2 separate regions of the Homo sapiens genome follow, and region 2 is linked to region 1. Evidence: chromatin loops called from intact Hi-C (ENCODE). Cell type or tissue: endothelial cell of umbilical vein. All regions are shown on one strand. Links, peaks and the distances in the headings refer to the core of each region. The heading gives the core; the rest is flanking DNA. Region 1 overlaps LINC01476 (long intergenic non-protein coding RNA 1476). Region 2 has its middle 43 kb from the start of YPEL2.

The links. A loop is a pair of places that touch in the nucleus more often than their neighbours do. Peaks named below come from ENCODE experiments on the same cell type or tissue, not always from the same donor. Only the 100,000 strongest peaks of a DNase experiment are listed, where the experiment ranks them.
Region 2: a loop joins it to region 1, with 13 times the contacts of the local background. A loop is called at or near these places in 1 of 110 quality-filtered maps.

Annotation. Positions count from the first base shown.
Region 1 is chr17:59,420,546-59,435,547 of GRCh38, forward strand. It overlaps LINC01476 (long intergenic non-protein coding RNA 1476), which reads right to left. Exons shown (of 3, transcript NR_110813.1): 3 at 10,324-10,375. Among named protein-coding and RNA genes, the nearest start is that of MIR4729, 62 kb to the left of the region's middle. RefSeq lists a silencer at 7,169-7,298. In endothelial cell of umbilical vein, for the core only: no CTCF peak of the experiment used is centred there; DNase peaks (open chromatin) are centred at 6,986 and 7,476; H3K27ac peaks cover 3,110 bases.
Region 2 is chr17:59,280,940-59,295,941 of GRCh38, forward strand. It overlaps the pseudogene SNRPGP17. Among named protein-coding and RNA genes, the nearest start is that of YPEL2, 43 kb to the right of the region's middle. RefSeq lists an enhancer at 9,129-9,976. In endothelial cell of umbilical vein, for the core only: no CTCF peak of the experiment used is centred there; a DNase peak (open chromatin) is centred at 6,812; H3K27ac peaks cover 1,709 bases.

The DNA.
Region 1 (15,002 bases), core at 5,414-9,413:
TTGGAAGGCTGACAGGGGAGGATCACTTGAGGCCAGGAGTTTGAGACCAATCTGGGTAATGTGGCGAAAACCTGTCTCTACAAAAAATTTTAAAAAATTATCCAGGCATGATGATATGCTCCTGTAGACTCAGCTACTCAGGAGGCTGAGGTGGGAGGACCACCTGAGCCCAGGGAGGTCAAGGCTGCAGTGAGCTGTGTTTGCACCACTGCACTCCAGCCTGGGTGACAGAATGAGACCCTATCTCAAAAAAAAAAAAAAAAAAAGACAGCGTTCTCATCCCCCTCAACATCTGCCTGTAGGTAGAACCCAGGTTAGAGTTAACACAAAGGACACAAGGACCACTCTTTTGCCTACTGAGGTGAGGGGAATTCTGGGCTGCCTCTATGGCAATGAGCCCAAGTCAATTCAGTGCCCGCTCTCTCCTCTGCCACAGAAGCCCCTAGTCAGCTGGGGGCAATGTTGGGTGAGGGTAGGTCATGGGGGGGCTGGCCCCACTTTGTGCTGCCAGCAGTGCTGGCTGGCTCCCATCAGATATATGTGAGCTCTTGGCAAGCAAGAGGGAAGAGAGCTGTGGCAAGAACAAAGTCCGACCCCACCCCCACCCACCCCAGACTTGCAGGCTGCTGAGGGACGCCAACTGGGACTGGGCTAAAGAGACCATTATTTGTCATCTAATAATCAGGTGTCTGGGGGCAGGTTATTTCTCAGCAGGTTGAAAAACAGGGCACCCATGATATTTTGTTTCTCCTTTGGCCTTCCTGATAGCAGGGTTCACCCAAAGGCCTGGCTGACCTGTTTCTTTTAAGGGGGACCTTGAAATATAGATAAACACCCAGCCTCATGGAAGCCCTTCTGTACCCTCGGCTTGCCTGTGTTTTTCATGGTGCCATCCTTTGTTTATGAACTGTGGGACTTTTTTGTTTTTTGTTTTTTGTTTTTTTGAGATAGAGTCCCCTTTTGTCACCCAGGCTGGAGTGCAGTGGTGCGATCTTGGCTCACGGCAACCTCCACCTCCCGGGTTCAAGTGATTCTCCTGCCTCAGCCTCCCCAGTAGCTGGGACTACAGGTGCCTGCTACCATACCCGGCTAATTTTTGTATTTTTAGTAGAGACGATGTTTTGCCACGTTGGCCAAGCTGGTCTTGAACTCCTGACCTCAGGTGATCTGCCCACCTCGGCCTCCCAAAGTGCTGAGATTACAGGCATGACCCACCACGCCCAGCCTATGAACTATGAGACTTCTGAGAACTGTTAACAGGGAGGATAAATGGAGCCAGGAGACGCCTCACTTTGGCTTCAGTGGAACCTGTCACGGTCCAGATTGTGCCACTCTTTGGAATTTCTGAATGGTATGAATCCAGAGGAGAGAAACAACGTTCTGTTTGTTCTCATGGGCCCTCATACCACAGACGTTTACATCATGGGCCTGCACACTGAGAGGTGCTGGTCATGTTTTCCCACCAGTGTGAGGGGTTTGGATGATCTTGGCTTGTCCTCACATTTCCCCATTTTTTATTTTTTGAAAAGAGAAATTAAGACAGTTTATTGATCACTTACTATACTCCAGGCACAGTACTTGGCATACTTTTTAAAGTTGTCTCATTTCATTTGCATTAAAATCATTTCAGGATATATTATTATCCCTTTTATATACATAAGAAGATGGAGGTTCAGAAAAGTGGAGTAAATTTACTAAGCCCTCTCAGCTCAGAGGCTAAGTGAGAATTTGAACCCAGGATGTCTGGCTCCTAAACCTGTATGTTTTGCCCATTCAGGGCCCACAAGGGATGGGAAGTCTGGAACAAATTACCGGGTGGCCTGACTTCATTGCTTCTCAGTATGATCTAATGCTAAAGCACGTTTAGCTTGTTTGCCTTTCCTGGGGAGAAACAGAGAAAGGGAAGAGGGGTGAAGTGAAAAAAAATTATTTATTTTTTGCTGGGGTTCAATCTGGTCTCAGCATCCCATCCCATCTGGACAATCTGATCCTTTTTTTTTTTTTTGAGACAGAGTCTCACTGTATTGCCCAGGCTGGAGTGCAGTGGCTCGATCTTGGCTCATTGCAACCTCTGCCTCCTGGGTTCAAGTGATTCTCCCACCTCAGCCTCCCGAGTAGCTGGGATTACAGGCACCCGCCATCATGCCCAGCTAATTTTTGTATTTTTGTAATGATGGGGTTTCACCATGTTGGCCAGGCTGGTCCTGAACTCCTGACCTCAGGTGATCCGTGATCCGCCCACCTTGGCCTCCCAAAGTGCTGGGATTACAGGTGTGAGCCACTGCACCTGGCCCTGAGCCTCTTTAAGTAGGCCACAGTGTTACTGTCGTGACAGGGAAAAGGTGACACTGGAAGGGGCTAACCCCAGGTTGGCCTAGAACTGGCCGTTCCAGTGAGCTGAGGGGTCTGCATAATTGGATAAGATAGCCACACTTTTTCAGTCCTGCCCAAGAATATCTGTGAGAATAAAATGAAAGTTAGCCTGTGTCCATGTCTCCTGCCCTAAACAAAAGGAAGCTCAGTGAGACAGAACCCCCAAAGCAGTGACTTGTCTTGCAGGCCAATTACGTTGTCTCCCCAGCCTCTCTGCAGCTGTTCTGGCCTCTGCTTTCTGGGATGGAGCCTCTGCTCTGGGGGCCCTCCACAGCCCAGCTCCAGGAAGGTGACTGCTTCCTGGTTTGAGACGTATTATTAAACTGTAATCATACTGTGCATGGAGTCAGCCAAAGCAGTGGCTATTAATAGGGAGGTGAAGAATGCTGACTCAGAAGGAAGCTGACTTAGGCTGGAAGGGAGAGCCCGGCCACCTTGGCCTACAATTCTCAGCAGGAGGTCAGTGAGAGAGACCTGAGCTCACTTCGTTCCTGGGCAGGAGTCAGCATTATCTGGATTTCTCAACTTTGGAAATAGAAACCCGAAGCAGTCCTGATCAAAGGGATATTGAGCTGTCTTTCCCAGGTCCTTGGGGAGTCTCCGAGCCCGGAGTACTGATAGCTTAAATAGCTATGACTCAGCAGAGCAGCAACTCTTCCCTCCCGATGTCATGAGTAGATGAGACTTGGAAAGGGGCACTGGGACTCCATTTCCGTGACCTCCCTCAGCTGAGAAGCCTGTGCTGAGCCAGCCCTTAGCTGGCCGGACAACCCCCATTGGCAGAGACACCCAATTAGGGAGATTCTGTTTCTGGCTCCTTGGAGGTGACCATTTTCATTTCAGGTGAAGGGCCACGGTAAATGAAGGGCAGGGTGCAGGAGGGCCTCACACTGTGGAGAAAGGACATTTTTAGCAATTTCTGTCAATGCCATGCATTTCTCAGAGAGTTCAGACTTTAGCCGTCTGGTAGACTCCCCATCGTCAGGTAGCTGGAAGTAAGACAGATCCCCGAATCTGGCCCAGGATATGCCCCGGAGAAACAGGACTGCCCCTGGATGCACAATAGCCCTCACTCTGCAGCAGCCACCAAACAGCCTTCACACGTGCTGCTTCAGCTCGTTCTCACCAACCCCAGCAGGTGGGTGGTATCAGCCCTCTTAGCGAGGAAAACAGATTTCAAAAAGGTGAAGTGAGTTGGTCATACAGCTAGCAGGTGACAATGACGAGACTAAAACCTCAGTCTGTCTGCCGCCGGAGGAGAAGCCAGGCATGAGCTGCCCTTGTGCCCCTGGCACATGCCCATCTGTGCCACTTCTACCTAGACCCAGGTGTCCCCGACTTTGTTGCTACCCCAAAGCTCACACTGAGGCCAGGGTAGTGAAGATCTGGTGTGTTGGGTAGGGGGTGCTGAGAGGTTGGGGGAGCGCTATGTCATTCTCTCGCCTTTCTATCAGGTGGGTGGGGATGCCGAGGTATGTCTTCTCAAACTGGAAGATTCATTTTGGTTCCTGGATCTCCGTAGAAGGAGGTTTGGATGGAGGTAGGATGTGGGAGGTGTTTTCTCTTCCTCCCTAAAAATACTTATTAAGCACCTCTTGGTTTCAGCTCTGGGCAGCCTGGGTGCTTTCAGATTATAGAACAATTTCATGACACCATGGATCTGGTATTTTTCTCTGCTGTTTTTCACATAGTCTTAATATAGTTTTACCTGATAAGAACTATCCACATGTGTATATCTTTTTAGAGTTCTAAGATAGCATAATCCACATACTTAGATGTACCTATAAAATATCTTTTTACAGAATAAAGGGCATGCTATTAAGGAATGACTTTTCTTCCACTGATTGTCATGTGGATCACTTCCTGAACCTGAAGGAGGTTCTGGAACTCCAGACACCGGGTCCTGAGCTCTAGCAAGTAGCTGAGGGAAGAATTTTCAGCCCCCAGCTGCCAGGGGTTCTCAACACAGAAGCAGGACCAGACCAAGCTTTTGGGAATTTGTTCATCATTGTACAGCCGTATCACGGCCTATCCGGAGTGGGAGGGCTGGAGAGTAATTTCCTGACCCTCAGGCTCTGAGCTATTGTTTTGGGGTCTTGCGTACTCTTTTGATCAATTATTTTTTCTGCCTTTAGCCATAACAAGCAACAGGATGGTGCAGCATCCAGGTTCAGAAAGCTGCCTCCTCTCACTTAGTCAAAGTTAATTAATTCTCACTGTACCTTGAACTAGGTCAGCTGCAGGGCTGTGCTGGGCCTGACCTGCTGTCAGGGGAGGGCATTTCTTGTCTGTCTCTTGATGTGCTGTCCTGGGCAGGGAAAGTGGGAAGGGGGTAGGTTTCACCTTTGCGTGGGATCATCTCTCCCCCTTTCTTCCGGGGAGGTGACCATTTTCAGATCTGTGGGTGGGGAGGAAAATCTTCTCTTCCAAAAATAATCTCTCTGCAGTGGGGTTTGAAGCTGGACCAAGCTGCTAGCGCTATTTTTACCCAGCTTGCAGTTCAGGGTGTAAATAGCAACTCTGGCTGTTTTTTCCCACAGCTGACAACAGAGTCAACCTCTTCGAGGCAGGAGCATTCTGGCATTTCGCACAGAGAAAACAGAACACAATTTGCCCTCGGGCCCAGTTGATGATTCCTGGACCGTGGGGTCGATATCCAGGGCTGGCATCTCCACGGTTCTTTTATCTCAGTCTCCACTATAAACACCAGGCCCCATGAGAGCTGCTGGGCTGAGGCTCATTTAAAGAAGCTTCCTGCGGAATGATGAGGGAAAAGGCAGGTCCGTAAATCCCCGCCTGCGCCCGCCGAGGATTCCAAGCGCATGAGCAGCTCCAGGCTCCAGCTTGCTGTCCCCCTTGCCCTCCTTCTTGCATTAGCAGGCACTTCCTCTAAGGCTGCTGCCCTGGGAGGGTTTCTTGCAAACCCACTAGATCTGAGGAAAGACAGAGAAAACATCTACTTAAGGCTGCCCAGATGACAGCATGTGTCTAAAAATATATGTCTCCTAGTTTTCGAGTGATCGAAGGCCCCACAGCCTTCAGCACTGGAGTCATTTAGAGGTCATGGTGAAAGGACTGGCTCCCTCCTTGCCTCCATTTAAGCAGAAGCTGCGAGAAAGCCCCCAAAGCCTTGGGTCATGTCTCCAACAGGCTCGGGTGAGTGGGAAGTTCGGCCTCATAGAAGGCCCCTTGCTGGTGCGGTTCATGAGGACGATAAATTAGCAAAGCTGAGGTGCGCCCATCACGGTGAGCAGTTCTCTATTGCTTCTCTTCTGGGGAATGAACAGGCTTCATTTGCTTTTCCCTGAGGCCAGGTTTCTAACCCAAATCTGTCCCTGGAGTCTTTGGCCTGAAATAAGAAAGGAGTCTTGAGTCAGCAGGAGAGCCACTCCTCACTATGAATTACACAGCAACTCCTTGTGGATCTGCCCGTACCCTTCCCCCGGGCACACATCAATCAATCGAAGTATTTCTCAAATATCTACCCCATACCCAGAACTGGGCATTTAGGTACGTGGTTCAAGTTTCAGATTCTTCCAGCAAATGGTTTGTATGGGGTAAGAAAAAGGATTGGAGGTCAGGTAGGCAGCTGAGTAATCCCCAACTCTGCCTTTTTAAAAGTGGTTTCAGTTGCGCATCCTTGGAATTGATTCTGGGCAGCTGTTAATTGCAAAACTCACTGCCAATTATCGATAGCTAAAGTGGCATTGGAGAGCTTCTCATGGTAAAAATAGGGGCAGGTAATAGATGAGAAAATAGCTTTACATTTGAGAAGAGAGGATGGGAACATATTGTCTCAATCTTGCTGTGTTCGAGGTTTCCTTTGTCAGCCTGGGTTCTCTCCCAAGACTGGCCAGCAAAGTCTACTTAGTGACCTCCAGCAAATAGTCCACCAGCAAGCTACTTAAGATTAGAGCAGGCTGGGCGTGGTGGCTCACGCCTGTAATCCCAGGACTTTGGGAGGCTGAGGCGGGTGGATCACGAGGTCAGGAGATCGAGACCATCCTGGCTAACATGGAGAAACCCCGTCTCTACTAAAAATACAAAAAATTAGCTGGGCGTGGTGGTGGGCGCCTGTAGTCCCAGCTGCTCGGGAGGCTGAGGCAGGAGAATGGCATGAACCCGGGAGGCGGATGTTGCAGTGAGCTGAGATCGTGCCACTGCACTCCAGCCTGGGCAACAGAGCAAGACTCCGTATCAAAAAAAAAAAAAAAAAGATTAGAGCAAAACTTTATCTTGGCAGCAAGAACAGAGGGGATCTCTGCTGAGTTCAGGGCATCCTGTTTCTCACCGGGCTCAGTCACATTAAACAGCCAATACCAGTTTTAGGAAAATCCATGTTGAATTTTAAATGTATTTTGGCTCATTTGGGGGGTTATGATTGTCCAATTCAGCTGGTAGTTTGTGTATCAAACTTCAAATCGACAAACGATGTTTATTCAAGGAAGTTTCTTGAAGCCTAGATGGTACATGTTTACCTTAAAAAGCAAAACCAAAAAATTCCAAAAAACAGAAACAGGAAAAAGTGCCCTGGTGAGTAAAACCAAAAGCATGTGGCAGACAGACACAATGCAGGCCTGAGTATTTTGAACAATGCTCATGGCCCCAGCCTTGACACTGGGGAAACTGGGAATGTGGTCGCAGACTTCCTATGTCAAGTGTTTCCCTGGATTTCCTGGAATCCAACTTGAAGTGCCATTTCCCCTGGTGCCACCAAGGAGTTAAGCTTTGGTTCTGTTCTCCCAGTGACTAAGAATGCTCTGTGTGGCTCTGAGATCATCCAGAAAGAAACTGACAGTCGGCGTGGGAAGAGTGTGAGCTTTCAGTGCTCTTGAAATGCCTTTGATGGGCATGGTGAGAGAGCAAAAGGCTTATTGCCACCTAGTGCCCCTGATTGTGTAATTTCGTCGTGAATTCTTGTTTCTTCTTTTGAATTTTGCATAATTTTAAATGAAGATCTCTAACTCCTTGGGGAGCTTGATATTGTGATGTGTGAGTTATTCTATGGAGCTATTCTATGTGAGCTATTCTATATTTTAGACAGCAAACGTATCCCACCACTTGGAAATATCACCCATTTTGATTGAAAACAAAGTAGAATCAATGACCTGACCAAATCACACGTGTGTGTGTGAGGGAGACTGGGTCTTTCCACTCCTGATGTTTTCTTTCTTCTGAAAGGAGTCCAAACACTCCTTGCTTCTCTCCACCCGCCCCCTCTTCCCTGAGAAGGAGGAGTGGTTTAATATGACTGGTGAGTTTGGAAGGAGGAACTGTGCCTTATATCATCCTCTCTTTTCTTCTTGGGAGCAAGCTTCGCTCCCGTGGGGTGGGAAGAGTAGGCCCATTCCAGCTCAGCTGCCTGTCATCGAGCCGCCAAGTCTGCCTAACTCTGAAGTTGAGTATCGGGAAGCTCGATTGTCTGATGATATAAGCCACGTTCTCTAATATCAGCTTTATCAGTAGAAAAGGTTATTTTTGGTCCTCATCTAGCTTGCTGCTATCTTCTGATTCAATTCAAAATTCACAGAGAAGGGAGCAGACTGCTATTTTGGGGCCTCCTCAAAGACCCCAACATATTTACTGGAAGATTTCCTGTGATTAGAAAAATCCCAGTGTTGGGGTAAGGTCCAACTTATAGATCCACATCATCACTTTCTTATATAACACCAGATTCCTTAGCTGTCAGCTGAGTAAAAGAGAGTTTATGGGTGTTCCTTGCAGCTAAAATGCATCCATTCAAAAGTTATTTATTGAATCCTTACCACGTGCCAGGGGACACATAAGTGATCAAGAGAAACAGTCTTGGGCCGGGCGCAATGGCTCACGCCTGTAATCCCAGCATGTTGGGAGGCCAAGTTGGTTGGTCATTTGAGGTCAGGAGTTTGAGACCAGCCTAGCCAACATGGTGAAACCCCATCTCTACCAAAAATACAAAAAATTAGCCAGGCATGGTGGCAGACACCTGTGGTCCCAGCTACTTGGGAGGCCGAGGCACAAGAATCACTTGAACCCAGGAGGCGGAGGTTGCAGTAAGCCAAGATCACACCACTGCACTCCAGCCTGGGTGACGGTAGTGAAACTCTGTTTCAAAACAAAAAAAAAAGAAAGAAAAAAAAGAGAGAGACACAGTCCCTGCTGTCACACAGTTTATAATTTAACTAGGGTGTATCAATTTAAAAGTTTAATGTTTCAAGTGAAAGAAAACAATCTCAAATAGGCTTGAGTAATACAGGAATTTATTGTCTCACTGGAGATCCAGGCACAATTTGATCCAAGATTCAAACAGCATGGATCCATTTCTTGGCTCTGCTTCCTTTGAGTTGGATTCATTCTTTAGCCACCACATGTTGGAACCCCTCTCTCCTGGCAGCTTCAAGTTTTCCACGACGGCTGCAGCAGATCTAAGACATACCATTTACCAGGCTGACAAGAGTCCAAGTTCCAGCAATCCCTGGAGGTCCATCCTGAGAAGGCCATCTCAGGTTATAGACCAGCATAAATCGGGAGCTCACAGGACAGAAGACACTGATTGGCTCACGCCCAGTGGGGCCCACCCCCTGATATGGGAAAGTTGGGCCCTTTCCACTTCCAGAAATTTGGGCACCTATTTGGAAGGGAGAAAGGGCCACAACTAATAACTGTTTATGATAGAAGGAAAAACAATAAATATGCTTATACTTCTGCTCTGAGGGAATCATTCAGCCTGCAGAAAATGGAGACATCTCATTACTACCTGGCGAGTCAAACACAGGCCTGGGGATCCAGAGATGTATTTGGATTCCAAATTCTGTGTGGGCCCCTATACACAGCTGACCCTTGGGGACACTGTAAAGGTTGATACATGATAGACTTTGCTCCTTGATCTGGCCCTTCAGTAGTTACCCTTGGACTGTATTCTGCTGTGTGATAGCTTTTCCCTTATTGATTGATTGATTGATTGATTGATTGATTGATTTGAGATGGGGTCTCACCCAGGCTGAAGTGCAATGGTGCAGTCTAGGCTCACTGCAACCTCTGCCTCCTGGGTTCAAATGATTCTCCTGCCTCAGCCTCTCGAGCAGCTGGGATTACAGGCGCATGCCACCATAGCCGGCTAATTTTTGTATTTTTAGTAGAGATGGGGTTTCACCGTGTTGGCCAGGCTGGTCTCGAACTCCTTGCCTCAAGTGATCTGCCCGCCTCGGCCTCCCAAAGGGCTGGGATTACCGGCATGAGCCACCACAGAGGAGAGTATGTGCCTGAGAGAGATGCTAAAAGGATGACTGAGATGATATTCGCAAAGTATGTGGCGCAAGTCACCAAATAAACCTAAGCTATCTGTTGGCGTGTGTTCATTATTCTTTCAGATTTAAGGACATTCAGCTGGTGGTTTAGGGGCTAAACATTAACCACAGTGGGGCAGGTCAACACAACATGAGCTGTGAGCCATGAAAATACACAGGCCTTCGGTGTTCTAAGTTCAACAGACCTGTGTGAAAAAACGTATAACCAAAACGGATTGAAAATGGACAGAAATGCAGTCAAACATGCAGGGTAGAGAGAGTGCTCCAGCTAAGACCTCGGCCAGTTCTTTTTTTTTTTTTTTTTTTTTTTCTTTCAGGACAGAGTCTTGCCCTGTTGCCCAGGCTGGAGTGCAATGGCGCGATCTCGGCTTACTGCAAGCTCCTCCTCGTGGGTTCAAGCAATTCTTGTGCCTCAGCCTCCCGAGTAGCTGGGACTACAGGCGCAGGCCACCACACCCGGCTAAGTTTTTGTATTTTTAGTAGAGATGGGGTTTCACCACGTTGGCCACGCTGGTCTCGAACTCCTGACTTCGTGATCTGCCCGCCTCGGCGTCCCAAAATGCTGGGATTACAGGCATGAACCACCACGCCCGGCCCTTGGCCAGTTCTTAAGAGGCACGAGTACTTGCTGAACAACTTAAAGTGCCAGTGGTGCCTGAGCAATCCTTTATTTCTTCATTCAGCAAACACTTTTTAGGTATCTTCTATACAAGAAGCTATAATAAAAACACACAATCAGTTTATGAGGCAGGCACTTAAATCCTTTTTAGAATAAAGAAGGGACCTCCCTTTATAAATAGGTAAATGATTATAAAAATTATATGCAAAGCTAAAATGAACTAAAGATCTACTATTACACAGGAGACAGAAAAGAGAAAACTAGTTTCAGTATTTGGGTGGAGGCTGGAGAAGAAGTGGGCTATATCTGGGATGGAATGAACCGACTTTGTGTTAAGTCATAAACAAATATATAGGGCTAAGTGGAGAGATGGCAATCAATTATACAAAGTCTTTTTTGGTTGCTCAAAGAAATGTGACCCAGTCCTCTGAACGCCCTACAGCAGCAGTTTATTTGCACCTTGCCTACTGCTCTTATTCTAACTTGTATCACAGTCGGTTATTTATTCATTCAATTATTTGGTTACTCCTTGAACACTGATGCAAGGCTTGATATGTGCTAAATATTGTGTCAAGGGCCAGGATACAAAATAGAGTGAGACATGGTTTCTGTAGCTCAGTCTAGGAGGGGAGGAGGCATAAAAAACATAATTATAGCCTGAGCACAGTGCCTTCCACATGTAATTCCAGCACTTTGGGAGGTCAAGGAGGGAGGATTACTTGAGGACAGGAGTTGGAAGTCATGGTACGCTATGATTGTGCCACTGCATTCTAGCCTGACAGAGCAAGACCTGGTCTCTAAAAGAAAAAAAAAAATTATTATCTAACATGAGAGGTGCTATAATAGAAATATGCCCTGAGTGCTTGGAGGTGAAGTCTTCACAAAAGAAGTGATATTTGAGTGGATCTTGACAATAACAGGAGTTTCCTAGGCTGGATTTCCAAAGTAGCTGGAAAGCCCCTGAAAGAGGAGCCAGAATGGTGTGTGAGGAAATGCTGAGTGGTTTGGTATGTGGGGATCTTTGGGTATGTGGGGAGAGTGTCAGCAGAGGAGGCTGAAAACATAAGTGGGCTAAAAGGTAAGTCACACAGAGCTTCATAGATCTTGCTATGGGCTTTGAACTGTGTAGACAGAAGGATTTGTTGAAGAATTTTAAGTAAATGATTGAGAAGATCAAGTTTGGGCTTTAGAAAGACGTTCTGGAAGCAGTCTGAAGGAAGAGTAGTAGTGGGGAAGGACTGGAGGCCAAGAAATCAACAGGAACGCTATTTCACTAATCTAGGTGAGAAGTGATAACATCTTGATGACTGAAAAAGAGGGAACAGAATGGGTTCAAGAAAGAACTGAGAGATTAAATCAACAAAGCTTGGTTATTGTTTGGAAGGAAGATTATGTAGGGAAAGAAGGCATTAAGAATGACTTGGAGCTGGGTGTGGTGGCTCACACCTATAATCCTAACACTTTGGGAGGCTGTGGTGGGTGGGTCCTTTGAGCCCAGGAGTTCAAGACCAACCTGGGAAACATGGCTTAAACCTCATTTCTACAAAAAAAAAAAAAAAAAGCAAAAAAGTAGCCAGGCTTAGTGGCACGTGCCTGGAGTCCCAGCTACACAGGAGGCTGAGGTGGGAGGATTACCTGAGCCCAGGACATTGATGCTGCGGTGCACAATGACCAAGCCACTGCACTCTAGCCTGGGTGGCAGAGTGAGACCCTGTCTCAAATAAATAAATATAAATAAATAAATAAAAGAATGATTTAGAAGTCACTAGTCCATGCAGCTGAGGAAACAAAGGTGCCATTAACCACAGTAGGGAATAGAAGAACAGGAGGAAAGATAAAGACAGGATAATGACATGCTGTGTTTAAGATGCCTGCACGACATTCAAGTGGACAAGCCCCACTGGCAGTTGGAAATCTCTGCCTAGAGTTAATGAGAGAGCTGGAGGCTAGTGATTGAGCTGGGAATAAATAGGTGCCAAGGCTATGGACATAAAGGGCACACACCCACCAAGTACAGCTGGAAAGTGAGAAGATAAGAGACACCAGCACAGACCCTATAGAGCACTAACATAAATGAATTGATCAAAGAGGAGCCAGAAAAGGAAAGTAAAAAGAGGTGTCCAGAGAACAGCTAGGAGAACTGGCAGAGACCAACATCTTAGAAGGCATAGGAGACAAGAAGAGGAGGCAGTCAAGTAGGTCAGAGCTGCTGAGAATTCTAGTGTAGCATTTGTGACATTTCCCCATTAAAGAGCAAAGCCTGTGACAGTAGGAACTCCTGGCACAGTACTTTGTATAAAGCAGGCAGTATCTGTGCCAGGATCTATAGATAGACATATAGATGTACCAATTTGGAAACTGCTAGTAACTGCTAGATGCCCAGAGACCTCAAATCTGGAAACACTGCAATTTTAAAGTGTTATTTAAAGGTCAAATTAGCAATAAAAACAGTACTATATATATATATATATTTTTAATTTTTAAAAATTTTTTTTTCAAGATGGAGTCTCGCTCTGTCACCCAGGCTGGAGTGCAGTGGCACAATCTTGGCTCACTGCAACCTCTGCCCCGCAGGTTCAAGTGATTCTCCTGCCTCAGCCTCCCAAGTAGCTGGGATTACAGGCGTGCTGTAATTTTTGTACTTTTAGTAGAGATGGGGTTTCACCATCTTGGCCACGCTGGTCTTGAACTCTGACCTTGTGAGCCACCCGCCTCGGCCTCCCGAAGTGCTGGGATTACAGGCTTGAGCCACGGCATCCAGCCAAAAACAGTACAATATTAAAAGAGATTCTAGCTTTCCTCAAATTCCATTAAAAATTATTACTACCACCTTGTGTATTTCTTCGTATTTGGTCTTCAGGAGAAGATACATGGTCAGCAATATAAAATGAGGAAGCTGGGGCAATATAATTTATCAGAACAGAGGAGTTCAGTTGCAGTTGCTGGAACACAGAAATTGGTGTCAATGTGTTTGGCCTTTACAAAAGTCATTCTGAGGGCAACATCATGGTGTTTTAGGAACTAAGCAATTTCTTCCTCCCCTTTCTCCCCTCCGCCTCCCCCCTCCCTCCTCCTTTCCCCTCTCCTCCTTCTTCTTCTTCTCCTTCCTCCTCCTCCTCCTCCTCCTCTTTCTTACTCCTTCCATTCTGTTGCCCAGACTGGAGTGCAGTGACCTTGGCTCACTGCAACCTCTGCCTCCCAGGTTCAAGCAATAATTTTCTGTATTTTTAGTAGACACGGGTTTTTGCTATGTTGGCCAGGCTAGTCTCAAACTCCTGACCTCAAGTGATCCACCTGCCTCAGCCTCCCAAAGTGCTGGGATTACAGGCGTGAGCCACTGCGCCGGGCCAGCAATGTCTTCTTCAAATGTCACACAATGTTACAGTTCTTTTTCATTTGCCCATTCTTTCAACGTTGAGCACCTCATATGTTCGAGACACTGAGTTTGTCAGCCTTTTGACATCTTTCCATCCCTCAAGGAGCTCACAGTTCAGGGGGGACATAGACAGGGGAATACAATGGAAATATACTGAGAAGTGCTGTGCCAGAGGTAAGCACAGTGTGCAAATGAAGACAGAGAAAGACAACCCAACTCAAAGGGCAGCAAAAGAGGGCAGTGGCGTAAAGTCTTTCCAGAAGAGACAATGCCTGCCAGGTGTTACAAGGAGGGACAAGCTTCCAGATCAAGGAGACAGCAACTGTAAAAAAAAAAAAAAAAAAAAAAGAAAAGAAAAGAATTCAATATGGCTGAACACAGAGTACAAGCAGGGGAAGAGTGAGAGATGAGCTGGGTGGGCAGGGACCTCATCAGACCCCAGAAGCCCTTCTAAGGATTCGGAGCTTGAGCCTAAAAGCAATGAGGAGATGCTGAATGATTATGTTAGAGCACTTCAAAGGAAGTCGTTTGCTTCTCATATTTTTCTTATTTCCCATTCTCTCTCTCTCTTTTCCTTCCTTCCTTTCTTTTTCTTTTTTTCTCTCTCTCCCCCTTTCTTTTTCTTTCTTCCTTTCTTTCTGAAATTGCAGCTGATCCTTCCTCCCCTCCCTCCCTCCCTCTCTCTCTCTCCCTCTCTCTCTCTCTCTTTCTTTCTGAAATTGCAGCTGATCTGGTCTATACCCAAAGAGAATAAGTGCAAGGGATTTATTTACAGTATGTCCATGGTTGGGTGGAGAAAAAGATGGAGTTGATCCCTGAAACCTGACTTTTGATGGCAGTAAGTAGCAAAATGAGAGGATCCCAGGAATAATTCCTATCTCCCACAGACTTTTCTTCCATCTAAATCTGGAGATGCCTGTGTTCGATTTTCATGAGGAGGCTGTTACCTCCAAGGTGTGGACAGGAACCTTTTTTTTCTTGCCAAATGAGCAAAGAAAGGAATCTTAATTACAGAGAGGTCTACACTCTTGCTACTTGAAACTGGGTCCCTGGACCAATAGAATCAGCATCCCCTGGGAACTGGTTGTACAGACAGAAATCTGAAGCTCCACCCCAAACATACTGAATCCAAATCTGCATTTTAAACAAGATGCCTGGGTGATTCCCATGCACATTCAAGTCTGAAAAGTCCTGATCTACAAGATAGGAAAACTGCCTAGTTGGTAAAACTTAGGGTACTGTGTTGCAATCTGTGTTTTGTTTTGCGTGACTGATTTATGAGTAATCAGTTTGTCAGCCTCTATGATTACTAATTTATGTCCAAAAGCAAACTCAATCAGGGGCTAAA
Region 2 (15,002 bases), core at 5,303-9,302, 140 kb before region 1:
GGCTGAGACAGGAGAATCGCTTGAACCTGGGAGGTAGAAGTTGCAGTGAACCGAGATTGCACCACTGCACTCCAGCCTGGGTGACACAGCGAGGCTCTGTCTCAAAAAAATAAAAAAACAGCAACGAAACAGTGAGGGAGGCCGTGCATTCCATTCCAAGGCATCTGTGAGCCCACAGAGCAGACACCATGAGCAAACCTCATTCTCCCCAGTTGAAAAAATTTATGAACAAGAAATTATCATTGAAATTAAATGATGGCAGACATATTGTGAAGATTTGATCCCTTTATGAATCTTGTGATAGATGAATGTGTGGAGATGGCGACTAGTAGGCAACAGAACAATATTGGAATGGACGTAATATGAGGAAATAGTATCGTCATGTTAGAAGCCTTGGAATGAGTAAAAATAATGGCTGTTCAGCAGAGAAACCTATGCCCTCTCTCTATAGGTCCTGTTTTACTATGATGTAAAAATTAGGTCATGTACATTTTCACATTAGACTTTTTTTTTTTTTTTTTTTTTTTTTTTTTTTTTTTTTTTTTTGCGAAGGAGTCTTGCTCTGTTGCCCAGGCTGGATCTCAGCTCACTGCAAGCTCTGCCTCAGCCTCCCGAGTAGCTGGGACTACAGGCACCCGCCACCATGCCCCGCCTTTTTTTTTTTTTTTTTTTTAAGTTTATTTAACAAAATGTATGGCCGGGCGTGGTAGCTCACGCCTGTAATCCCAGCACTTTGGGAGGCCGAGACGGGCGGATCACCAGGTCAGGAGATCAAGACCATCCTGGCTAACACGGTGAAACCCCGTCTCTACTAAAAATACAAAAAAATTAGCCGGGCGTGGTGGCGGGCACCTGTAGTCCCAGCTACTCGGGAGGCTGAGGCAGGAGAATGGCGTGAACCCGGGAGGCGGAGCTTGCAGTGAGCCGAGATCCAGTCTGGGCTACAGAGCAAGACTCCGTCTCAAAAAAATAAAAATAAAAATAAAAAAACAAAATCGCAAAACAAGGGACTGGTTAAATAAATTATGATAGATCCTTGTAAAATATGAATGTTCTATATCTAGTGATATGAGAATATTAAGTGAAAACACTAAGCCACAAAATTGTGTATTGTGTAAATAAAAAATATTCATCTTAAAGGTCTGAAATGCTATCTGCCAATGTTAATAGTGTTTTTTTTTAATTGTGGTAAGAAGGCTGGGCGCGGTGGCTCACGCCATTATTCCCAGCAATTTGGGAGGCCGAGGCAGGTGGATTACCTGAGGTCAGGAGTTTGAGACCAGCCTGGCCAACGTGGTGAAATGCCGTCTTTACAAAAATACAAGAATTAGCCGGGCATGATGGTAGGTGCCTGTAATCCCAGCTACTCAGGAGGCGGAGGTGGGAGAATCGCTTGAACCCGGGAGGCGGAGTTTGCAGTGAGCCAAGATTGTGCCACTGCACTCCAGCCTGGGCAACAGAGCGAGACTCTGTCTCAAAAAAATAAATATATAAATACAGAAAAAAATAAGATGAAATCATTCAACTCAGTTGTGATTTCACAAGTCATCAACAAAAGAGTTAATCATTGAAATTAAGAGAAAAAGCTGAAGGAAGAGTTCAGTAGGAAAAAGAATGACCCAGAAAGTCAAGTTTGGAATATGCTCAAGGGAGAGAAGGTGTGGTCTGAGAAATAGAAGCAAGGGAGAGTATGTTTTCAACCCCATGAAAACAGAATTTAAGAGAAAAGGTAGGCTGGGCGCGGTGGCTCAAGCCTGTAATCCCAGCACTTTGAGAGGCTGAAGTGGGTGGATCATTTGAGGTCAGGAGTTCGAGACCAGCCTGACCAACATGGTGAAACCTGGTCTCTACTGAAAATACAAAAAATTAGCCGGTGTGGTGGTGCACATCTGTAATTCCAGCTTCTTGGGAGGCTGTGGCATGAGAATTGCTTGAACTCAGGAGGTTGCAGTGAGCTGAGATCGTGCGACTGCACTCCATCCTGGGCGACAGAGCAAGACTCCATCTCAAAAAAAGAAAGAAAGAAGGTGATTATCATCAATGCCCAAAAGAGAATACTGAGATTAAGGGCCAGAAAAGGGATAACTGCGTTTTTTTTGTTTTTTTTTTTTTGAGATAGAGTTTCTCTCTGTCACCCAGGCTGGAGTGCCGTGCCATCCTCATGGCTTACTACAGCCTTGACCTCCTAGGCTTAAGCGACCCTCCCACTTCAACCTTTAGAGTAGCTGAGACTACAGGCTTGCGCCATGACGCCTGGCTGATTTTTGTATTGTTTGTAGAGATGAGGTTTCGCCATGCTGCCCAGGCTGGTCTCAAACTCCTGAGCAATCCACACTCCTTGGCCTCCCAAAGTGCTGGGTTTACAGGCATGAGCCACCGCACCTGGCCTGCATTTGTTTCAAAAGGAGGCCTCTGTAACTATGATTCAATTATCTCTATAGTTGATGGAACTGATATGAGACTGCAAAGGAATCAAGAGGACTGAATTATACTAAATGAGGCTAGTAAAAATCAGCCACTTATTCACAGGAATTAGAAAATCAAGACATCTGAAAGGGCAGCAGTATCAAGTGAGTTGTGTTCTATGTGGGAGGCTTATAAATGTGTGAAAACAAGAAGGAGCTAGTGGAGAGATTGGAGATATTGGAGAGAGAGGACATGTGAGCAATGATCGCTTCAAGACTGTGTGGCTTGTAATTTATTCAACGAATCCTTAGATTCGCTGAATGCCTGCCTTGCCAAGCACCTGTGAATCATACTGAACATTTCCTGCCCTTGGTACTTATGGTCTAGTTAAGTTATCCAGAGCTGAGAGAAGGAAGAGGTATCTTTTTTATACATACTTCAGGGAAGGATGGGAAGAAAAGTATAAAAGACTGGGATGGGCCAGGCACCGTGGCTCACGCCTGTAATCCCAGCACTTTGGGAGGCCGAGGCGGGCAGATCACCTGAGGTCAGGAGTTCGAGACCAGCCTGGCCAAAATGGTGAAACCCCATCTCTACTAAAAATACAAAATTAGTCAGGCGTGGTGGTGCAGGCCTGTAATCCCAGCTACTCGGGAGCCTGAAGCAGGAGAATTGCTTGAACCTGGAGGTGGAGGTTGCAGTGAGCCAAGATTGTGCCATCTGCACTCCAGCCTGGCCAAAAAGAGCAAAACTCCATCTCAAAAAAAAAAAAAAAAAAAAAGAAAGACTGGGATGATTTGCACTTGAAAGAGGATAAAGTAGTAAAGCCAACTAGTGTGGTCTGTTACTCTTCTTATAGGACATCAGTCCTATAGGATTAGGGCCCGCCCTTATGACTTCACTTAACCTTAATACCTGCTGAAGACTCAGTCTTCAAATACAGTCACACTGGGGGTCAGGGCTTACACATATGAATTTGGTGGGGGAGGGGGGCGTGGGGGGCACAATTTAGTTCATAACAGGTGGGGATGGGGGTCAAAGCAGAGAGCTGGAGATTGGTTATGTGCGAGAGGAGGCAGAGATGGGAAGGGGAAAAGGCAGCACTTGCAGCTGACCACAGAAGGGCTAGGAGAGAGAAGAAATCTAGTGTAGCCAGGGATTGTCAGAAAGAGGTTGTGTATTTCTTTGTTTCCTTGGATACCTACTTGGAGATTTAGAGTATTGATAACAAACAATCTAGATCACTAGGGGGAGGAAATAAACTTTTCAAAGGTTTAAATTCTTTATTTTGAGACAGAGTCTCACTCTGTCACCGAGGCTGAAGTGCAGTGGCATGATCTCGGCTCACTGCAACCTCCACCTCCCAGGTTCAAGTGATTGTCCTGCCTCAGCCTCCCGAGTAGGTGGAATTACAGGCATGCACCACCATGCCCTGCTAATTTTTGTATTTTTAGTAGAGACAGGGTTTCACCATGTTGGCCAGGCTGGTCTTGAACTCCCGACCTCAAGTGATCCACCCACCTCGGCCTCCCAAAGTGCTGGGATTACAGACTTGAGCCACCACACCCAGCCTCAAATGTTTAAATTCTGATTAATTTGAGGAATAGTGAATTTGAAAGTTTGGGCATTGTTAAAAAACGGTAAATGTTACATTTATGTGAAGTTTAAATTTTTCTTCACATTTACATGTATTCCTGTGTTTCTTACTACAACCTGGTAGAGCAGTTGAGATTATCACCTTCCTGTTTTTTATATGAAACTGTGAGTTAGATGATACCTTCAAAGGGAATTTACAGGGTCACCTGGCTAGAAGTGATGTGGTTGGGTCTCCTTAACCTTCCAACTCACTCTCACTTTTCTAATTTTTCTTCCATTCACCATTCAATGCTGAGAGAAACGTAAAAAGCCGGGAGAAAGGGCAGTTGCAATGTTATGCTATAGAAAGTAAACTTTCCAAATAAAAGCTACAAAACAGAAAATTCCCATATGCCAAATGTACTTACTGTTCCCTTACTTAAACACTATTAATAGCATTTGTGGAGATAGGAATCAAGCTACTATTCCCATGAATAACTGAAACCATTGCCTGTGGGAACAGATGGAAAACTATACCACTACCTTTTTGAGAAATTAAGAAATCCCAGGTAAGAACAAAGTAATATTAAACATTTGTCATTCAACACTCAGAATTGGTTTGGCTTATACAACTAGATAGATGAATAGTGGGGTCACTTACTGAGATGGAGAAAACTGAGAAGGAAACAGATTTCCAATGGGAATGTGAAACATTCTGATTCAATTCACATTTTGAGAAACATTATCCATCACTTCTCAGCCTTTTGGCTAAGATCAAGTGAGAAACATCCCAAGCCCAAGTATGCATACCTTAGGCTCAACAAAATGACTAGACAACTTCAACCCTACTTTGAAGGAAGGAATTCAGTTAACCTTTATTTAGTACCTTTTGTATGCCAGGTTGCTATCACACTCATCATCTTATTTAATCTTCACCATAGTGTTACGAGATAAGTAGTATTATTTCTGATTTATAGATGGGGAAATAGAAGCTCAGATGGGTTGAGAGACTCACGAAAAATTGCACAGATAGTAAGATGACAAACCTGGCATTCAAACCCATCTATTTTTTTTTTTTTTCGAGACGGAGTTTTTGCTCTTGTCGCCCAGGCTGGGATGCTGTGGCACAATCTCGGCTCACTGCAACCTCCGCCTCCCAGGTTCAAGTGATTCTCCTGCCTCAGCCTCCTGAGTTGCTAGGGTTACAGGTGCTTGCCACCATGCCTGGATAATTTTTGTATTTTTAGTAGAGACGGGGTTTCACCATGTTGGCCAGGCTTGTCTCAAATCCCTGACCTGAAGTGATCTGCCCACCTCCGCCTCCCAAAGTCCTGGGATTACAGGCGTGCGCCACCGTCCCCAGCCTTTAATCCTAAATCTTGAGAGAGCAAGTTCAAAGCTGTTTTTAACACAAGCGCTGCTATTCTTTCTCCGTAACCTTTGTCACTGAACTTCTTAAATAATACTTTGGAAAGAGTGTCGTAAAAGAAATAAAATTTGGCTGAATGCAGTGGCTTATGCCTATAATCCCAGTACTTTGGGAGGCCGAGGCAGGAGGGCTGCTTAAGGCCAGGAGTTCGAGGCCAGCTTGGGCAACATAGCAAAACTCCAACTCTACAAAACTTTTTTTTTTTTTTTTTTTTTTTTTTTGAGACAGAGTCTCGCTGTGTCACCCAGGCTGGAGTGCAGTGGCTCAATCTCGGCTCACTGCAACCTCTGCCTCCCGGGTTCAAGTGATTCTCCTGCCTCAGCCTCCCAAGTAGCTGGGACTACAGGCACATGCCATCATGCCTGGCTAATTTTGTATTTTTAGTAGAGAAGGGGTTTCACCGTGTTGGTCAGGCTGGTCTCGAACTCCTGACCTTGTGATCCACCCGCCTCAGCCTCCCAAAGTGCTGGGATTGAAGGCATAAGCCACCGTGCCCAGCCTCTCTACAAAAAAATTTTTAATTAGCAGGGCATGGTGGTGCACACCTGTAGTCGTAGCTACTCGGGAGGCTGAGGAAGGAGGATCACTTGAGTCAAGGAGTTTGAGGCTGCGGTCAGCTATGATCATGTCACTACACTCCGGCCTGGGCAACTCTCTTAAAAAAAAGGAAAAAAGAAAATTAACTCTCATGTGATTGTTTTCCTTTCTCTTCCAAGTAAGATTTTGGATTAAATACACTAACGTTTGATGCTTAATGTTTAATATTAACGTTGATGTCTAATACAACTGCTGTATGGTGTTATGGAGAGAATTTTTTTCACTTCTTCATTCTAACCATTTTCATCATATTTATGAAAGAAAGAAATTTGAATTTTTAAAAATACAGGCATTTCACCTTTTCTGTCTTCTGTTCTCTTGGAGGCCAAATAGTAAAATTTACTGATGATGAGTCTATAGTTGTGTCTACTTATGCGGAAAGTACAGATGAACTATATAATCCTTCACAAGTTCTTTCCTAACCCTTCTCTTTCTCTTTTTTTATTTTTAATGTTTTTAAACAAGATCTCACTCTGTCACCCAGGTTGGAGTGCAGTGGCACCATCATAACTCACTGCAACCTTGACCTCCCAGGCCCAAGTGATCCTCCTGCCTTGGCTAATTTTTTGTTGCATTTTTTTGTAGAGACAGGGTCTCCCTATGTTGTCCAGGCTGGTCTCAAACTCCTGGGTTCAAGCAATCCTCCTGCCTCGGCCTCCTAAAGTGCTGGGATTAGAGGCATGAGTCACCATGCCCAACCAACACCCTTCTCCTCTGTGGCTGATTCATTTCCCTTTTTGATGGATATGCCTGCAGTCATCATTTTTTAGGTCATGTGATTCTGAAATAAGAAACATTTAGGCACTTTTGCAAAATATAACAGGATGCACCTGGTCCTACTGATCACTAAGAACAATCCAAATTTAACCTATCAGAAACTTAAGATAAATGATATCCTCTTAGAAGAAAGAAACCTCTTGACTCAGATGAGGAAAGCTGAGAAGTATGACATTTCCCTAGGGAAAATATTATAGTTTTCTAAATTCATTCATTTTTGGAATAACTTCTCCCAAATAACTTGTTTTTTAAAGTTATTACAACCACTCACACCTATAAGAATGGCTACTATTTTAAAAATACAAAAACAGGCCAGGCTCTATGGCTCATGCCTGTAATCCCAGTGCTTTAGGAGGCTAAGGCTCGAGGCCAAGAGTTCCATAACAGCCTGGGCAACACAGCGAGACTCCAGGTCTTAACAAATTTTTTTTTTTTGATTAGCCAGGCATCTACAGTGAGTCATGATTGTGCCACTGAACTCCGGCCTGGGCAACAGAGATCCTGTCCCCAAAAGAAAAAAAAAGGTCAAAATAAATTTGATAAACTTATGTGTAAACTGGCCAACTGATATTTACACACACACACACACACACACACACACACATATATATATATATATATATTTTTTTTTTTTTTTGAGACAGACTCTGTTTCCCAGGCTGGAGTGCAGTGGTGCAATCTTGGCTCACTGAAACCTCTGCTTTCTGGATTCAAGCACTCCTCATGCCTCAGCCTCCCAAGTAGCTGGAATTACAGGTGTGTGTCACCACACTGGGCTAATTTTTGTATTTTTAGTAGAGACAAGGGTTTCACAATGTTGGCCAGGCTGGAAATCCTGGCCTCAAGCAATCCTCCTTCCTCAGCCTCCCAAAGTGCTGGGATTACAGGCGTGAGCCACCCTGCCCGGCCAACATTGATATTAAAACTACACCTAGTTGGGCGAAGTGGCTAAGGCATGTAATCCCAGAACTTTGAGATGCCAAGGCAGGAGGATGGCTTGAGCCTAGCAGTTTGAGACTAGCCTTAGCGACATAGGGAGACCCCATCTCTACAAACAAAACAAAACAAATCTCAAATGGAACAAAGATTTAAATATCAAGAAAATGAAACAATAAAAATTCTTTTAAAAAATAGGCTGATAGGCCGGGCAAGGTGGCTCACGCCTGTAATCCAGCACTTTGTGAGGCCAAGGTGGGTGGATCACTTGAGGTTAGAGAGTTGGAGACCAGCCTGGCCAACATGGTGAAAACCCGTCTCTACTAAAAATACAAAAATTAGCCCGGCGTAGTGGCACACACCTGTAATCCAAGCTACTCGGGAGGCTGAGGCAGGAGAATTGCTTGAGACCGGAAAACGGAGGTTGCAGTTAACCAAGATGGTGCCACTGCACTCTAGCCTGGCCGACAGAGCGAGACTCTGACTCAAAAAAAAATTAGGCTGATGGCCGTGTGTGGTGGCCCATGCCTGTAATCCCAGAACTTTGGGAGGTTGAGGCAGGAGGATCACCTGAGGTTGGGAGTTCAAGAGCAGCCTGGCCAACGTAGTGAAATCCCGTCTCTACTAAAAATACAAATATTAGTCGTATGTGGTGGTGCACACCTGTAATCCCAGCTACTCGGGAGGCTGAGGCAGGAGAATTGCTTGAACCTGGGAGGTGGAGGTTGCAGTGAGCCGAGATCATGCCACTGCACTCCAACCTGGGCGACAGAGCTAGACTCTGTCTCAAAAAAAAAAAAAAAATACGCTCAATTGGCCAGGCACGGTGGCTCCCACCTGTAATTCTCACACTTTGGGAGGCCAAGGCAGGAGGATCACCTGAGGTCAAGAGTTTGAGACCAGCCTGGCCAACATGGTGAAACCCTGTCTCTACTAAAAATACAAAAATTAGCCGGGTGTGGTGGTGTGTACCGGTAGTCCCAGCTACTCGGGACACTGAGGCAGCAGAATCGCTTGAACCCAGGAGGCGGAGGTTGCAGTGAGTCGAGATCGTGCCACTGCCCTCCAGCCTGGGCGACAGAGCGAAACTCCATCTCAAAATCAGTCAATCAATCAATCAATCAATAAAATAACCAGCAGTCTTTGAAAAACACTTTGAGGAGAAAGAACTTTGACTCCAGGGGAGGAGAGCAAGGTTGTAAACACGGCTCTGCTCATACTGGCCCAGTCCTATCTGATGTTGTCCAACCCAATAATCTGGAGTCAAAAATAAATCTTCCAGATCTTCTAGTTGAGACTTAACTAAATAAGAGCTGTATTTGCCCTTGGATACAAGTACAAAGAGGGGGCCTAGGGCCACTAGATTTTTCAGGTCTCTAATCCTGAGGTTGAGCAAAGCTATCAAGGGTTGCTGCTTCAGTTTCCTTAAGGTAATCAGAGGCCAAGACCTCTGAGTTCCCTTAGTATTTGTTGATCATTATCGGGCGTGGCAGGATAATAGGATAATAATGGAGAGAAAGTCAGAAGGTAAACACGTGAACAAATGTCTCTGCATCATAAACAAGGTAAAGAAAAAAGTGCTGTGCTTTGGATGTGCATATACATAAACATCTCAATGCCTTAAGGAGCAGTATTACTGCCAGCATGTCCCACCTCCAGCCCTAAGGCGGTTTTCCCCTATCTCGGTAAATGGAATATACAATCGGCTTTTCACCGAGATATTCCATTGCCCAGGGACAAGCAGGAGACAGAAGCCTTCCTCTTATCTCAACTGCAAAGAGGCGTTCCTTCCTCTTTTACTAATCTTCCTCAGCACAGACCCTTTACGGGTGTTGGGCTGGGGGATGGTCAGGTCTTTCCCTTCCCACGAGGCCATATTTCAGACTATCACATGGAGAGAAACCTTGAACAATACCTGGTCTCTTTCCTAGGCAGAGGTCCCTGCGGCCTTCCGCAGTGTTTTGTGTATCTGGGTACTTGAGATTAGGGAGTGGTTTGAGATTAGGGAGTGGTGATGACTCTTAACGAGCATGCTGCCTTCAAGCATTTGTTTAACAAAGCACACCCTGCACAGCCATTTAACCCTGAGTTAACACAGCACGTGTTTCAGGAAGCACAGGGTTGGGGGTAGGTTTACAGATTAACAGCATCTCAAGGCAGAAAAATGTTTCATAGTACAGAACAAAATGGAGTCTCCTATGTCTACTTCTTTCTACACAGACACAGTAACAATCTGATCTCTCTTTCTTTTCCCCACAATCTTCTGGAATCATATGTTGTATGAATTATATCTTTTTTTTTTTTTCCTTTCTGAGACGGAGTTTCACTCTTGTTGCCCAGGCTGGAGTGTGCAATGGCTCAATCTTGGCTCACTGCAACCTCTGCCTCCCAGGTTCAAGCGATTCTCCTGCCTCAGCCTCCAGAGTAGCTGGGACTCCTACAGGCATGCCCCACCACACCCAGTTAATTTTGTATTTTTAGTAGAGACGGGGTTTCACCATGTTGGTCAGGCTAGTCTCAAACTGCTGACGTCAGGTGATCCACCCGCCTCGGCCTTCCAAAGTGCTGGGATTACAGGTGTGAGCCACCATGCCCGGCCTGTATGAATTACATCTTAATCTATAAATATTTGAATCTCCTGTATGTCCAAAAATATCATAAGTCAAAAGACAGGGAAAAATATTGCAGCACATTTGATAGTTCATAAAAGTGAAGAAGGAACTGATGAACAATCCAAAAATAATACAGGAGGCCAGGAGTGGTGGCTCATGCCTGTAATCCTAGCACTTTGGGAGGCCGAGGTGGGCAGGGAGTTCAAGACCAGCCTGTCCAACATGGTGAAACCCCGTCTCTACTAAAAATACAAAAATTAACCAGGCATGGTGGTGTAATCCCAGCTCTGGAGGCTGAGGTAGGAAAATTACTTGAACCCAGGAGGCAGAGGCTGCAGCGAGCCGAGATTGCGCCACTGCTCTCCAGCCTGGGCAACAGAGTGAGACTCTGTGTCAAAAAAAAAAAAAAAAAAAAAAGTAATAGGGGAAAATAATATAAATAGGCAAGTTAGTGAGAAAAACTTCTAAAATAAATCTCTTGTTATAAACCAAAACTTTTTCAGTTCTAGGAAATCAAATATGAAAAAGAAAAAAATATATATATACCAAAAGTTTTGAGGGCAGTTAATCTTCAGAATGTGTACTTACTGCTTCTCTTCCTCAGAGCTTCCAGGCTTACTTAGTCCTGTAATTGCCCCATATCTTTGCCATTTTACAGCCTGGTTTGTTTATTTGTTTTGAGACCAGATCTCACTCTATTGCCTAGGCTGGAGTTCAGTGGCATGAGCATAGTTCACTGTAGCCTCAAACTCCTGATCTTAAGTGATCCTCCCACCTCAGCCTCCTGAATAGCTGGGACTACAGGCACACGCCATCATGCCCAGCTAGTTTTTCTTCTTTTTTGTAGAGATGGGGGGTCTTGCTATGTTGCCCAAGCTGGTCTTGATCTCCTGGCCTCAAATGATCCTCCTGCCTTGGCCTCCCAAAGTGCTGCAATTATAGGTATGTGCCACTACACCTGGCCAGTCTGGTCAGTTTAATTAATTGGAACCTTGAGTTAATGAGATGTTGGTATGACTTTGATCCACATTACAATTTGTCACCTCTTGCTGAGAAGAACTGTTCCATATCACTGAACTCTGGCAATCTGCCTTCACAAACGTGTGCCATTATTCACAGGAAACCAGAGAGAAATGGTGCAGCTGGCTCATTGTAAACTGTTGAGAAAATCTGAAGCACAATATCCAACTGATATTGTCAGTAAAATCATCTTCAAAATAAAAGGTATCATATTGGAGTGACTTTTTCCCTCAATGTGCACATCCAATTTTCATTAGTTTAGTAAACACATATGGAATGTCTAATGTGTACAAAACTTTGAAATTGGGCCCTACCCTCAAGAAAATCTTTTTTGTTTTTTTTTTTGAGACAGAGTCTCGCTCTGTTGCCGAGGCTGGAGTGCAGTGGCGTGATCTCGGCTCACTGCAAACTTCACCTTCCAGGTTCAAGTGATTCTCCTCCCTCAGCCTCCCAAATAGCTGGGATTACAGGCATACACCACCATGCCTGGCTAATTTTTGTATTTTTAGTAGAGATGGGGTTTCACCATGTTGGCCAGGCTGGTCTCGAACTCCTGACCTCAGGTGATCCTCCTGCCTTGGCCTCCCAAAGTGCTGGGATTACAGGCATGAGCCACCATGCCCGGCCAGAAAGCCATATTTTAGAAGAAAAGACTTAGAATAAGAGCTTAATGGCCTAAGGACAGTTTCTAACTTGTCATCTTATATTTAGTTACTAACCTACTATTAATCCATAAGTTATACTGAAAGTAGCTGTGTAAGAACTAATATTTATATAGTGAATTATTCCTTCAAGCAACATTAAGTGTCTTCTGTGTACCAGGCACTGTCCTAGAGGTTGAAGATTTTATAAAGTATAAGATGCAGTCCCTACTTGCAAGGGATTGATGGGCAATTACACTTTGCAAGGCATTATATATATTACCTTACTTTATTCTTCATTCTAGGCATTAAGAGATAGAGCAGGCTGGACACTGTGGCTCACGCCTGTAATCCCAGCACTTTGGGAGGCCGAGGTGGGCAGATTACCTGAGATCAGGAGTTCGAGACCAGCCTGACCAACATGGGGAAACTCCATCTCTATTAAAAATACAAAAATTAGCCGGGAATGGTGGCACATGTCTATAATCCCAACTACTCAGGAGGCTGAGGCAGGAGAATCGCTTGAACCCGGGAGGCAGAGGTTGCAGTGAGTCAAGATGGCACCATTGTACTCCGGCTGGGCAACAAGAGCAAAACTCCGTCTCAAATAAATAAATAAATACATAAACAGAGAAATACAGCCTCAGAGTTCCAAGAATTGCTCAAGGTTGATCATCAAATAAATCACAGAGTGGAGTTTTCTGATGACATAGCTCATGATATATACAACAAGGATTAATATTTTGTACCTAAATTTAGAGAGAGCCTGGAGCTCTGATTTCTTTCTCTATATCTCCTTCCCTTTTTATGCTAGACATAAGGAAAATTTTATTCTGATAGTTAAGTACATTTGTACTTGATATTTTTGAGAACTGGTGGTGTTCTGGCTATTTCTCTCTTGAGACTACTTAGGCAACAATCTTAAAAAGATTTTAAATGATATCATAAAACTCCAAAGTATTTTTGTTGAAATTTCTGTGTCACAAAACTGAAGTACGCATTATTCAGTAGAGCAGAGATTTCTTACATTTTTCTGTTTGTCTAAAATATGTAGAGCAGGTATATAAATTCCACTTTCCTTTGGGTACTGCAGTGACGTACAGAAAGACCTTTTATTACACCGAGCTTCTGGAGCGCCAGAAACTCATCTTATCCACCTCTATTTCCATCTTTCCCAACCTGGCAAAATGCATATGAGGCACATGGCAGATGCTCATTAAAACTTGAAGTGGAAAAGAGCAAGAAAAGAGAAACTGAGTTATGGAAAGTCTCTTTTTGGGTGGACAACAACAACAGAATTCTTCAGGGTTAATATTTCAGATAATTTAATTAGTCCCATATTTGCAATTAGAAGAAATAGCTAAGAAATCTATGAACTTCCTTCAGTGTTTAGTGGGTGAAAAGAAAATAGCCTCCTTTGATCGAGACCATCCTGGCTAACACGGTGAAACCCCGTCTCTACTAAAAATACAAAAAATTAGCCGGGCGAGCTGGTGGGCGCCTGTAGTCCCAGCTACGCGGGAGGCTGAGGCAGGAGAATGGCGTGAACCCCGGGGGGCGGAGCTTGCAGTGAGCCGAGATCGCGCCACTACACTCCAGCCTGGGTGAAAGAGTGAGACTCCGTCTCAAAAAAAAAAAAAAAAAGAAAAAGAAAAAGAAAATAGCTTCCTTTGAGTAAGAGCACTCTGGTTTTTATTGTGGTTTGGTTTGGTTTGGTTTGGTTTGGTTTATTTTCTTCTCATATAATCAGCAGTCTTTGGGCCAGGCACGGTGGGTCACGCCTGTAATCCCAGCACTTTGGGAGGCCAAGGCGGGAGAATCATCTAAAGTCAGGAGTTTGAGACCAGCCTGACCAAATTAATGAAACCCCTGTCTCTACTAAAAATACAAAAAATAGCCAGGTGTGGTGGTGGGCACCTGTAGTTCCAGCTAGTCCGGAGGTTGAGGCATGAGGATTGCTTGAACCCAGGAGGCGGAGGTTGCAGTAAGCCAGGATCAAGCCACTGCACTCCAGCCTGGGCGACAGGGTGAGACTCTCTCCCAATTAAAAAAAAAAATTATCTGAGGTCGGGCATGGTGGCTTACACCTGTAATCCCAGCACTTTGGGAAGTTGATGTGGGAGGACTGCTTGAGCCCAGGAGTTTCAGACTTGCTTGGGCAACATAGCGGAACCCCGTCTCCTAAAATATCTATATATTTTAGTGTTTACAATGTGCTAGGTTCTATGGATAAAGTAGTGAAAAAGGCAGACAAGGTTCCTGTTCTGAAAGTCCATTCTGAAATTTTAATCCAACTTGTGTGCAGGTTGACTAAACCACCATTGTATTTTATCTGACTCAGCACGCTTTTTTTTTTTCGAGACGGAGACTCACTTTATTGCACAGGCTGGAGTGCAGTGGCATGATCTCGGCTCACTGCAACCTCTGCTTCCCAGCTTCAAGCGATTCTCATGCTCAGCCTCCTAAGTTACAGGCATGTGCCACCACGCCTGGCTAATTTTTGTATTTTTAGTAGAGATGGGGTTTCACCATGTTGGCCAGGCTGGTCTCAAACTCGTGACCTCAAGTGATCCGCCCGCCTTGGCTTCCCAAAGTGCTGGGATTACAGGCATGAGCCACCACGCCTGGCCTCAGCACTCTTTTTTATTAACTCCCCACAGAAAAGAACAATCTAAGAGCAGAAAACTTGAATGGCATCTGATTTTAATTGATTAAACGGATTAGTACTCCTTTCTTTTTTGGAAAAGCAATCATTCTCCTTTCTCTTGCCTGGAAAGAATAAATGCCAAGTGCTGAAGGTAAAAGCTATACACAGGCAACATTAACCATTTAGTCTCTGTGCTTTTCCATTTCCAGGATGTGTACTTAACTGCATTTTGGAAATATAAGTTCTTTCAACTGTTATTTCTGCCTTTTATACATCAGTGTAGTATTTATAATATTGAGATGGAAATATTAGAGAGGAGGTCCCATTATGTTGCCTAGGCTTGCCTCGAACTCCAGAGCTCA